Linked DNA regions of Homo sapiens: region 1 is linked to region 2. A link is a contact called in ENCODE Hi-C or POLR2A ChIA-PET data. All regions are on one chromosome and are shown on one strand. The core of a region is the stretch at or near the end of the contact, and the rest is flanking DNA. Distances in the headings are between cores, read along the strand shown.

Region 1 (5,777 bases), core at 1,621-4,120, 140 kb before region 2:
CAAATCCCACCTCTGCTACATCTGAGCTCTATAAGCTTAGGCAAAATGGTGAACTTCTCTGAAACTGAGCCTCAGTTTCTCTCATCTGCAAAGTGGAGGTGACAATTTCCCCCCTCATGGGGTTGTTATAGTCTATTTTTAAAGTGGGTAAGCAAAATTTCAGCTTGTGGCCTTAAAAAAATAACATGTATGAGGTATAAAAACAAAAAATAACAAATACTCGTGTACCCAGCTTAAAAAGTAGAGAACTGCTAGTTTCTTAGAAACCCCTTGTGTATATCTCCTGGGTTCCATCCATCTTCTTCCCTCCCTTTGCCCATAAGAAAAGTTTTGTGATTACCATTTGTGTGTTTTCCTTGTGTCTGGTCTTTGTAGTTTCCTTGTTTTTGTTTTGTTTTGTTTTTTGAGATGGAGTCTCGCTCTGTCGCCCAGGCTAGAATACAGTGGTGCGATCGCAGCTCACCGCAACCTCCACCTTCTGGGTTCAAGCGATTCTCATGCATCAGCTTCCCAAACAGTTGCGTCTACAGGCACGCACTACCATGGCCGACTAATTTTTGTATTTTTAGTACAGATGGGGTTTCACGATGTTGGCCTGGCTGGTCTCGAACTCCTGACCTCAAGTGATTTGCCCGCCTCAGCCTCCCAAAGTACTGGGATTACAGGTGTGAGCCACTGCACCTGGCCTGTTTTTATTTTTTAAATAGAGACAGGAGGTCTCATGATGTCTCCCAGGCTAGTCTCAAACTCCTGGCCTCTAGCAATCCTCATGCCTCAACCTCCCAAAGTGCTGGGATTACAGGCATGAGCCACTGCACCAGCCTGATTTTTGTAGTTTTTACGTCTTCTTCCTTGCTGTTATTAAAGGTGAGAGCATAAGCTGTATAACCTTGTCCCTTCCACGCCTAATTTCCTACTCAGTTCCTCTGATTTTCCTCTCCTCTCAGCTACCAACAGAGGACACTACTGATTGGGAAACCAGAATGCCAAACTTGTCACTACTGTAGTACACTTAAGAATTAATAGGCTCTGAAAAGCACCACAGGGACTTCACTGTAAGTAAAGTATATGTAGCAAGGGGCTTTTGAACTTCCTAGAAAGTATGGAGTAAGACCACACTTTACACTCAAACAAACCTGAGTTTTGAGCAGCACTGCTCACCATCCTAAGCCACCAATTCTTTGCATTTACTCCAAAAATATTTCAGTGTCATATTATGACAGGCACTGCGAAGGTGTTGGGGATAAGATGATAAATGAAAGAAACAGACCAAAACAGAGTCCCTGCTCTCATTTCATTGGGGGAAATCACCATTAAACTATATCAACACGCAAATATAGAACTTCAAGTTTCAACAAGCACTAGAGACAAATAAAAACAATTCATGGAGAATTCGTTTAGGGAAACGGGAAAGGGCTTTCTCTGTGGGATGGACATTTGAGCTGAAACTTGTACTTCCTTGACATCTGACTTTGGTTTTAAAAAATATTTACCAGCCTGGGCAACACAGGGGAGACCCCCTCTCTACAAAAAAAGTCTTTAAAAAATTATCTGGGGCATGGTGGCACACACCTGTGGTCCCAGCTACTCGTGGGGCTGAGAGGGGAGGCTCGCTTGAGCCCAGGAACTCAAGGCTGCAGTGAGCTGAGATCGCACCACTGCACTCCAGCCTGGGTGACAGTGAGGCCCTATCTCAAAAAAAAAAAAAAAATCCGCTTTTTCGTCTGCAAACCTGGGCTGGTAATATCCCTCCCAGCTTTGCCCTTAGTAACAGGCCCTGGCTCAGTGCCTGGTTCAGCACTGCCGTTCAGTAAATGTCATGTCCCTTCCTTCCTGTCGTTCCTGGCTGTGTATGTTGCTGGAGGTCTTCTGAGGAGTGGTGTGAGTGAGCAGTCTCTAAGCGATGGGAGAAATCTGCTGCTGGCAAGTGAGTTGTGAAGCCTCTAATAGGCTCTCACTGGACCCTCTTCAACTGGGTTTGATGGCGACCCTGTCGGAGAGAGAAGGGAGGGTGTATCGTCCACTGTCAACATTCGGAAGCCTTCCTCTTTTTCTGGGGAAGGTGGTGTCGAGTAATTGAAAGGCTCTGCTGTAGAGTCAAGTCACCTGGGTACAAGTCCCAGTTCTGCAGCAAGTAACTTGACCTCTCCGAGCCTTGTGTTCTCATCTGTAAAATGGTCCGTATAATTCCTCTACAGTGGTCTGTCATGTGGAACAGGACCCAGCATTGCGGGGGCACGCCGCAAGTGGGACCGTTACCACTGTTTACACCAGAGCAAGGAGGAACTGGGGTAAAGGTGCAGAGGTTTGGGGTACAGGTAAGGAGAAGAAAAAGGCTGTCAAAGGGCTCATTCACATCATGGAGGTCCGGGTTCCTGCGCCACCCTTCCCTACGTGGGTAATCTGGGGCAGATTCCTTTATCCCTCTGATCCCGTTTCTTCGTCTGTAAGACACAGCTCCACAACTTCCTTCACTCAGTGGCTGTGAAATCCTGCAGGCAAGCCGCGTCGCATGGCCCCTGACTTCAAGTTTAGGGGAGCTGATGAGGTCACTCCCTGCTGGACAAGGGGTCTTCGGGGTGAAATGTCCAAATAAGAGAGCGGGGAGTGGACGCGCAAAGATGCGTCAAAAGGATGGAAAAGGCAGCTTTGCCCTTCGCAAACTGAGATCTCCTTTGTCCGCGAAGGGCTAAGAGCCTCAGGCTCGGGGGCCTGGTACCGGCGCGGGACGCCCGGAGGCCAGACCCGGAGCCGGCGGCGCGCAGAGCGGGGCGGCCCGGGGCGCGGGGCTGTGACCTCATCGGCCGGCGCCGTCCCGCGGGGCCATGAGATCATGAGATGCCGGCGCTCGCCGAGGAGTCGATTTGTTGGGAGCGCGGGGACAGCCGGCCGCCCGACGCGGTGATCTCATCCGGGCCCGGGGGAGGAGGAGGCAGGCGGCCGGGCCAGCCCGCGCCGCCAGGAGGGGGATTAATGGCTGCCGCCGGGTGGTGACGTCACCGGCAGCACCCGTTGCCAGGCAACGCGCGGCCACCAGCCCCGCCCCGCTGGCCCCGCCTCCTACCTGCTGCGCTTCTTTCCATCCTGGCTCGCCCTTCTCTTGCCTTTTTTCCTTTTTCTTTTGTATTGAGGCATAACTTACATACTGTGGAGTGCCCTAATTATAAAGCTCAGTGGATTTTTACAAACATATGTAATCACTCAGATCAAAGTATCAACAAAGCTGTCCGACAGAAATATAAGAGTAGTCACACAGACGATTTTAAATGTTCTAGTAGTCACGTTAAACAACTAGAAAGGAACAGGTGACTTTAATTTTAATACTATATTTTATTTAGCCTAATGTGTCCAAAATATTATTTCAACATGTAATCAACATAAAATTTTTAATGAGATATTTTACCTTTTGTTGTTTTTCTAAGACTTTGAAATTCCTTGTTTCTTTTGCTTTTAAGGGATATTGTTTGTTTGTTTGTTTGTTTTTAAAGACAGTCTTACTGTGTCTCCCAGGCTGGAGTGTAGAAGTACGATCATGCTTACTGCAGCCTCGACTTCCCTGGGCTCAGGTCATCCTCCTGCCTCAGCCTCCCGAGTAGCTGGGTCTACAGGCGTGCGCCATCATGCCTGGCTAGTTTTTGTAGAGACAGGATTTCATTATGTTTCCCAGTCTGGTCTCGAATTCCTGGTCTCAAGGGGTCCTCCTGCCTCGGCCTCCCGTAGTTCTGGGTTTATAGGTGTGAGCCACCATGCCCAGCTATCCCTGTGTATTTTAGACTTTCAGTACATCTCAATTCAGAATAGCCACATTTCAAGTGCTCCATAGCGACATGTGACCAGTGGTTACTGGATTGGCTGTGGTGGATATGGAACATTTCCGGCATCTGGAAAGTTCCTGTGTCCTCACTTCCCCCACCAGGGGTACCCATTATTCTGAATTTTATCATCCTTCAGTTATCCTTCCCTCTCTACCCCCATAGCTTGTATCTTTTCTTTCTCTTTCTCCCACATCTTACTTTATCTCCTAAGGTCTCCTAGGGTCTCCCTTTCTCTGTTTCTCAGAGTGGCACAAAGCCACTCTGGAAAATCAGGCTGGATTTAAATCCCGGCTCCACCACTGTCTAGCAACTTCGAACAACATACCCTGCCTCTTTGAGCCTCTCTCTCCTCACCAGTTAACAGGGGCAAATAATTTCAGTGTCCATCTCCTGGGATTGTCAGAGTCTGGGGACAGCCTGCAGGTACTAAGTGTTCAACCGAGAAACTCATCACTAAACTAGAAGCCAGCCCTAGTCCTTCTCTCTTTCCTCTTGTAATCCTCTCACTTGCTGGGTCTCCCACTCTGTTCTTCCCTCCCCTGCCTCTGTGTTTGAGCTTTCTCATCTAAGAAATGGGAACGCGTCATAACTACCTACAAGAGGAGCAATTGGTGTGCCGTTCCTGGCCCCTGGTAAGCGCTTAATACGGGGGTTACTCTTCCCCTGTTGCCTTCTCACCTGGACTCTGCCTCCTGGGTGTTCTTTCTCTTCTGGCCTCTAACTCTGCCATTTCTCTCTTCCTTTCTTCTGCCCCCAGCCCCATTTCCCCCTCCTGTTTCTATCCACTTCCCTCCTTCCTTCCTGTGCTCTTCTCTAGCCTTGCTTCTATCCCCAGTCCTGCCCCGTCACACTTGTTTCTCCCACCCCTCCTGGCCGGGCGCTGCTGTGAAGTCAGTGGTCCAGCCCCGATCCCACCCCCAGCACTGGAGGAGACCCAGCACGGGCCTCAGCTCATTAGCCCAGCCCTTCAAGCCTCCAGGTCGGTGCTGGGTCTGCAGGACTCTGCCAGCTGTGGTCCCCACAACCCCACCATCCTAACAGGCCCGCAGGCCACCTTCCCAGGACAACATGTCTTTGTTTTCAGTTCCTTGTCCTGGCCGCCCACTTGGGAGCAGGACTTGTGGCCCCCATACCCTGGGGCTTTTGGGAGCCAACAGGCAGTCCATCCAGGGAAGAAAAGCAAGCAAGGAAAAGTCTCGCAGGAGGCTGAGGGCCCCCTCTGGCCCAGGAGGCTGGAAGCAGTCCCTCCTGCTTATTTTTCCACATGTGGAAGGAGGGCTTTGAAATGCAGATTCCTGGCCCTGTGCTAGCTTGCTAGCTTTAGTCCTTGAAGCTATCCTCCTTTTTCTGACTACTTGTTTCTTTTTTTTTTTTTTTTTTTTTTTTTTTTTTTTGAGGCAGAGTCTTACTCTGTCGCCCAGGCTGGAGTGCATGGAGTGCATGGAGTGCAGTGGCGCAACCTCAGCCCACTGCAGCCTCTGCCTCCCGGGTTCAAGCCATTCTCCTGCCTCAGCCTCCAGAGTAGCTGAGATTACAGGTGTGCACCTCTACACCAGCTAATTTTTTGTATTTTTGGTAGAGACGGGATTTCACCGTGTTGGCCAGGCTGATCTTGAACTCCTGACCTCAGGTGATCTGTGTGCCTCGGCCTCCCAAAGTGCTGGAGTTACAGGTGTGAGCCACCCTGCCTGGCCAACCTCCTTCAACCAGAGGAACCAGCCCTCCTCTCTGTCCCCTTAGTTCTGATGACACCGTCAGTCACAGTGCTGCCCCCATGGTTGTGACCAGGACTGACCAATCATAGAACCCCATGACCTCTTGGCCTCAGAGCTTGGTTCCCAGAGGGAAGCAGGGCCATCATTTTGGCAAATGGCCCCAGGAGAAACAGGGTCTGTCTCTCTCTCTGTCTCTCTCTCTCTCTGTGGCAATTCCAGCTGTAAGAGTGTTGGCTTGGGGCTGCCA
Region 2 (6,004 bases), core at 2,055-4,554:
CTTCTCACCTTTTCAGCTCTCTATGTAAATATTCCTAGTTTGGGGCCATGCTGCATAGGCCCAGACTGATATTTATTGCAGTGAACCTCATGATGGACCCAGTCATGGTTCTTCCCTACTCTCCTTTTCACATAAAACCAGTGAAATCTGAAAATAGTCACTCGTTGATAAACGCATTTGACACTCAAATACCCATCATGTGAACAGGACCTGGTGCCTGTCTCCCTGAGGCTTGTTTTTCCAGTGGGGAAACATTCTTTCCAAAGCATTTGATTGTTCACTCTTTTGTCCGTGAGTCTTTGCTTACTCTACAGTCTTACAAATAATTTCTAGTTAACTTTTCCTGACATTCAAAGCTCTTTGACATTTCTTTCCAAGCTACCTTTTTCCTTATTACACTTTTCAAGTGTACCTTTGTTTTTTCCACACTGTTCTATTTAGTTACCTCTGACTGCATCATTTTTTTAGTTAAGATACAGTCATATGCTGCATAACAGCGTTTTAGTCAATGATGGGCCCCATATATGACATTGGCCATTCATGTACCCTAGGTGTATAGTAGGCTCTGCCACCTGGGTTTGTGTAAGAACACTCTGTGATGTTTGCACAAATGATAAATTCACCAAAGGATGCATTTTTCTGAGTGTAACCCTGTCGTTTAGTGACACGACTGTATAATTCATATGCCATAAAATTCACTCTTTCAAAGTGTACAATTCAGTGATTTTTTCTTAGTAGATTTACAAGGTTGTGCAACCAACACCACTATCTAATTCCAGAACATTTTCATCAACTGGAAACCCAGAACCCATTCTTTAAGGCCTACTCCAGTCCTGTCTCCTCCCAGAGATTTCTCTAGCACTGTAGCCTAGCGTCCATTCTTCTCGGAACTCCTAGAGACGGGACCATCTACAGCTGACAGGGCAACTCATCGTGTGGCCTTGCTGTTTCACTGAAACATTTTTTGTTTTATATTATTATTTTACTTAGAAATAATATTTAACTTTACAGCCATCTACTGTATTTTCTTTCCAGCAATTTGTAAGCATCTTTTTAAAATTTACATTTAAATTTTTATTGTTTTGAGACACAGTCTCACTCTGTCGCCCAGGCTGGAGTGCAGTGGTGTGATCTCAGCTCACTGCAACCTCCACCTCCCAGGTTCAAGCGATTCTCCTGCTTCAGCCTCCCGAGTAGCTGGGACTACGGGCGTGTGCCACCACACCCAGCTAATTTTTGTATTTTTAGTAGAGATGGGGTTTCACCATGTTGGCCAGGCTGGTCTCAAACCCCTGGCTTCAAGAAATCAGCCCACCTCAGCCTCCCAAAGTGCTGGGATTACAGGCGTGAGCCACTGCACCCGGCCTGTAAGCATCTTTTAAAACCATGAGTGGTATGTAATATTTTGTTAAATGTATACTGTTTTATATGGAGTAAGCATTAAAACTTAATACACAGACTCCCCTTGTCCCCTGCCACCTATATATGATGTTATATGGGAAACTAGAGAAATGCCTATGTCTGTTCTCTACTTTCTTAGTTTTCTCAGTTTAGAATCATACATTTTTAAACCTGGAAGGAACTTTAGAGATGATGCGTTCCAAGACCCTCATCTTGCTTGAGGTGGCAGAGGCTCAGGGCCAGGCTGGGTGTGCGTGAGTGGAGCCGCTCCGCTGTGTTTCTGCAGCATCCACAGGCAGGGCTGGCTGGTGAGGCTGCCGTTTCCAGCCCTCATTTGCTGCTCTGAAGCTTTGGCTATTATAGCATCATTTTGGTTTTTCTTTTGTGGCATGTGTCTATTTAAAAACAAAAGCAGCCGGCTGGGCGCGGTGGCTCACGCCTGTAATCCCAGCACTTTGGGAGGCCGAGGCGGGCGGATCACAAGGTCAGGAGATCGAGACCATCCTGGCTAACACGGTGAAACCCTGTCTCCACTAAAAAATACAAAAAAATTATCCGGGCATGGTGGCGAGTGCCTGTAGTCCCAGCTACTCAGGAGGCTGAGGCAGGAGAATGGCGTGAACCCAGGAGGTGGAGCTTGCAGTGAGCCAAGATCGCGCCACTGCACTCCAGCCTGGGCGACAGAGCAAGACTCCATCTCAAAAAAAAAAGACAAAAAAACAAAACAAAACAAACAAACAAAAAACAAGAAAAACAAAACCAGCCGGGCATGGTGGCTCACGCCTGTAATCCCAGCACTTTGGGAGGCCTAGGCGGGCAGATCATGAGGTCAGGAGTTCAAGACCAGCCTGGCCAACATGGTGAAACCCCATCTCTACTAAAAATACAAAAATTAGCTGGGCGTGGTGGCGGGCACCTGTAATCCTAGCTACTTGGGAGGCTGAGGCAGGAGAATTATTTGAACCTGGGAGGCAGAGGTTGCAGTGAGCTGAGATCGCACCATTGCATTCCAGCCTGGGCGACAGGGCGACTCTGTCTCAAAAAAAAAAAAAAAAAAAAAAAGAAAAAGCAGTGGTAAAAACCATGTTGTTTTGCAACCGTGTTAGAAAGTAGAGAAGAGAAAGCCACTCAAATTCTAGCATGGAACACAACCTTTATTAAGGTCTCCCATGTGTCTGGTTTGGTTTTCAGTCTGTTTTTCTATGCATGTTTTTTCATAGTGTGACTGTAGCCTTTGTTAGATTTGTGGCCTTTTCCCTCACCAAACTGATGAATTTTTTTCATGTTGCATATTTTTCATTACTTTCTTTGACTTGTTGCAAAAACACTTTGGATAATTATACCCCAATTTCCCTATTTATTCCCCTAATAGTGGACATTAAGGTCATTTCCTGTGTTTTGTTATATGTATGTTATGAATATTTTATGTATAGATGTCTGCAAATTTTTCTCCTTTTTAGCATTACAAATCTTTATTTTAAAATGATTAGACACATGCTACTGTAGAAACTTGAAATTCTATATAAGTATATAAAATAAAGAGTTAAAGTTCTCTCATTATCGTCTCCTAGTCTTGCAATCCTGATTGTTTTCCTAGGCTAGAGTCCTGTAAGCAGAATTACTGGATTTAGGGGAATGAATTTTTATTTTCCAGATTAATAAATTATTTAAAAGTGCTTTTGTAGCCCTCAGCTTCTTTGCAATCTAACCTTTTGACTTGAAGTCTCCAAACCATCCCTGCCATCTTCCTGTTAGTGCTGTACATAGTGAGAGCCCGTGCCTCCTGCCCCTCTTCCTTCCTCCCCGTCTAACCTCCCTCCAGCTGGCTCCATCCCAGCCCCACTGTGCTGCACTCTCAGAGGTCACCCGTGATCTTTTGGTCAACAAACCAATAGCCTTTTCTTGGCTCGTCCTCTCCAGCCTCTTGGCAACATTTGGTGCTGTTGACTTTCCCCTCTTGAAATGGGGGGGGGGGGCCCTGTATTAAGCATCTGTATGCCCTCAGAGTCTAACATCTTTCCCAGGACCCAGGAAACTTTGAGCCAAGTGTGTAAGAAAGGAAAACTCCCCTTCGGCGATTCCACACTCTCTGGACTTCCATTACCTCCGTGAGCGCCTTCTCTGGCCCTCGTTCTTGTCTTTCTCTGCTGTCACTTGACCACTTAGCAAGGATATGCAGCAGCGCAGAAAAGACCTGCACCAGTTGTTTTCTTTGTTGGAGAGATAAGTGGACGTGCCTTCAACTGCGACTGAGACATTCAGACACAACTTTTACTTTGCTTTTTCAGCGAAAATTTCTCATTTCTGTAACTTGAGAAAAATTTATGTTCATAAGTCACCAGTCTCTACAGAATCAGTCACCTGTCTTTCTCTCAAAGTTCAGCGCCTGTCTGCATTTGTATCTGTGATCTGCTGGACCTCCTGAAATGCTAGCGAGGTTTAGTGTGTGTTTTCCTTGTGTTTTAGCACAGAGTTTGTCTAGAAAGTTAGTTGATAGTAAGTGCTCAGGAAACATGTCTTTTGTTTGTTTCTTTGATTTATTGTGGTAACAGCTCTTAGAATTTTAGAATGTTTTGAAAATTGTATGTTTATCCTTGAGGAGAAAGAGTAGAAGAAAGGGGCATATGGAAACATCCCTGTTCTGTTTTGTGATGCTTAGACTGTTCTCGTCTTCCTTCTCCCCAGTTGCCCTCTGGAAGTTAAGTGTTGCAATCAGATGACATCATGAGTTCAAAAAAGACAGTATAAAACCTGAGGTGCAGGGCTAGGTGTCGTTTGCCATAAGTAGTGAAGGAGAGCCACCTAGTGAAGAGTGCATCTCAGGTAGAACCAGTAGCTCCTTGGAGGCCTTGTGCCAGCTCTGCTAACCATTAAGCCATTAGCTCACCAGAAGCTTTTATCAGATGCCCAGGAGTATGATGGTGTTTTGCAATAAACTCTCTCCTCATTGTTACTTGAGATTCATAAGGCTAAAGCATTCTAGTTGGCATAAGAAAACACACTTTTCTATTCATATGAGAGGACATTTTCTCTCTTTTGGTTTTAAAAAAAACACCAAGCAACCTGTTTGTGTTGAGGTTTTTTTCATTACTCCTAAATATTTTCTCCCCTGGTTTCCGCCTTTTTAGCATACCGTTCCTGCCTTTGCTGGAAGGAGCAGGGCTGTGTATCCATGCTTCTCTTCTGCCTAGTGTGGTTGGAAGGAGAACTGTATCATTTGCTGCAAACCATTAGCGCTCTTCTTACCCTAAAAACACTCAGTTGTCCCATTTTTGCTTCATTCCTTTTGAGGCAAGTGTGCCCAAGTAGATACAAAACAAAACTGCCCATACCTCTCTAGCAACCAAGTGATCTCTGGCTGCTGCTTCAGCTGCCAGACATGGCCTGATTCAAATATGTTTTTATTTTTCTGAGCCCCATTCATACACCCTGGCGTCAGAGTGAGAGGGTTTGCAGTTCTTTGTAGACAGAGAGCAAAATTTGGAGCTTCAAATTTATATATGTAAAAATTGGTGTCTGAATCTTTGGTTGGTTCAGTTTGCCTGTTGGCCCTTCAGTGGAATTTTATCATTGTTTTACAATTAAGAAGTATTGGAAAATATAATTTTAAACAGGGCAGGCACAGTGGCTCATGCCTGTACTCCCAGCACTTTGGGAGGCCAAGGTGGGTGGATCACTTAGGGTCAGGAGTTTGAGACCAGCCTGGCTAACATGGTGAAACCCTGTCTCTACTAAAAATAGAAAAATTAGCTGGGCATGGTGACACGTGCCTGTAATCCCAACTACTCGGGAGGCTGAGGCAGAAGAATCGCTAGAACCCAGGAGGTGGAGGTTGCAGTGAGCCGAGGTCATGCCACTGCTCCCCAGCCTGGGCAACAGAGTGAGACTCCATCTCCAAAAAATAAACAAAGTCATCTAAGGTAACTTGAAATACCTTGCTTTTAGCTATGTTGTCCTCTGCTTTTTCCAGTAATTACAAATGTACCTTGTTATTAGCCGGGCACAGTGGCATGCCTGTAATCCTAGCACTTTGGGAAGTCAAGGCAGGTGGGTCACTTGAGGTCAGGAGTTTGAGACCAGCCTGGCCAACATGGCAAAACCCCTTCTCTACCAAAAATACAAAAATTAGCCAGGCATGGTGGTGCACACCTGTAATCTCAGCTACTCGGGTGGCTGAGGCACAAGGATCACTTGAACCCGGGAGGTAGAGGTTGCAGTGAGCCAGGATCATGCCACTGCACTCCAGCTTGGTGACAGCGAGACTGTCTCAAAAAAAATTTTTTTTTAAAAAAGGACCTTTTTATCGACTGTATACCATGCCAAAATATGAATAGTAGCTTTAATGTGAATACGTATATATTTGCCCTGAATTTAAAAATATTTTCTGTTCGGGAACTGAAGCCCTCAAGGATCGTGTTTCCAACACTCGCTTAGTTTTATATGTATGTGTGAAAAATAAATACTGCCTATGGATTACTTTGAGACTGTTGAGATAACAGATGCTTTGTAAATAACATAGGTATAAGGTTGTGTGAGATAAATGTTGCCCATATATACTTACTAAGGACATGCGTTCCATTTTTCTCCTTTTTTAAAAAAACTT

The links. Hi-C counts contacts between places; a loop is a spot of excess contacts on that map. ChIA-PET counts read pairs that join two places held with the same protein, here RNA polymerase II (POLR2A). Pooled maps may share reads with other maps.
Region 1: a map of PC-3 shows a loop between it and region 2 (15-fold over the local background). The contact joins two enhancer-like sites. A Hi-C loop is called at or near these places in 1 of 168 maps with a recorded cell type or tissue (PC-3), 1 of 37 single-sample maps with no recorded cell type and 11 of 50 pooled maps. POLR2A ChIA-PET finds 5 or more read pairs at or near these places in 1 of 52 experiments (A549).

The regions. Positions count from the first base shown.
Region 1 is chr12:116,816,626-116,822,402 of GRCh38, forward strand. All of the region lies in intron 7 of RNFT2 (ring finger protein, transmembrane 2), which reads left to right. Among named protein-coding and RNA genes, the nearest start is that of HRK, 62 kb to the right of the region's middle. RefSeq lists an enhancer at 2,498-2,547 and a silencer at 2,748-3,107. Within about 2 kb of position 2,871, at least 40 of the 41 ENCODE cell types and tissues checked have a DNase peak (open chromatin) inside an H3K27ac peak, as active enhancers do.
Region 2 is chr12:116,951,672-116,957,675 of GRCh38, forward strand. All of the region lies in intron 4 of FBXW8 (F-box and WD repeat domain containing 8), which reads left to right. Among named protein-coding and RNA genes, the nearest start is that of FBXW8, 44 kb to the left of the region's middle. Within about 2 kb of position 3,305, at least 2 of the 41 ENCODE cell types and tissues checked have a DNase peak (open chromatin) inside an H3K27ac peak, as active enhancers do.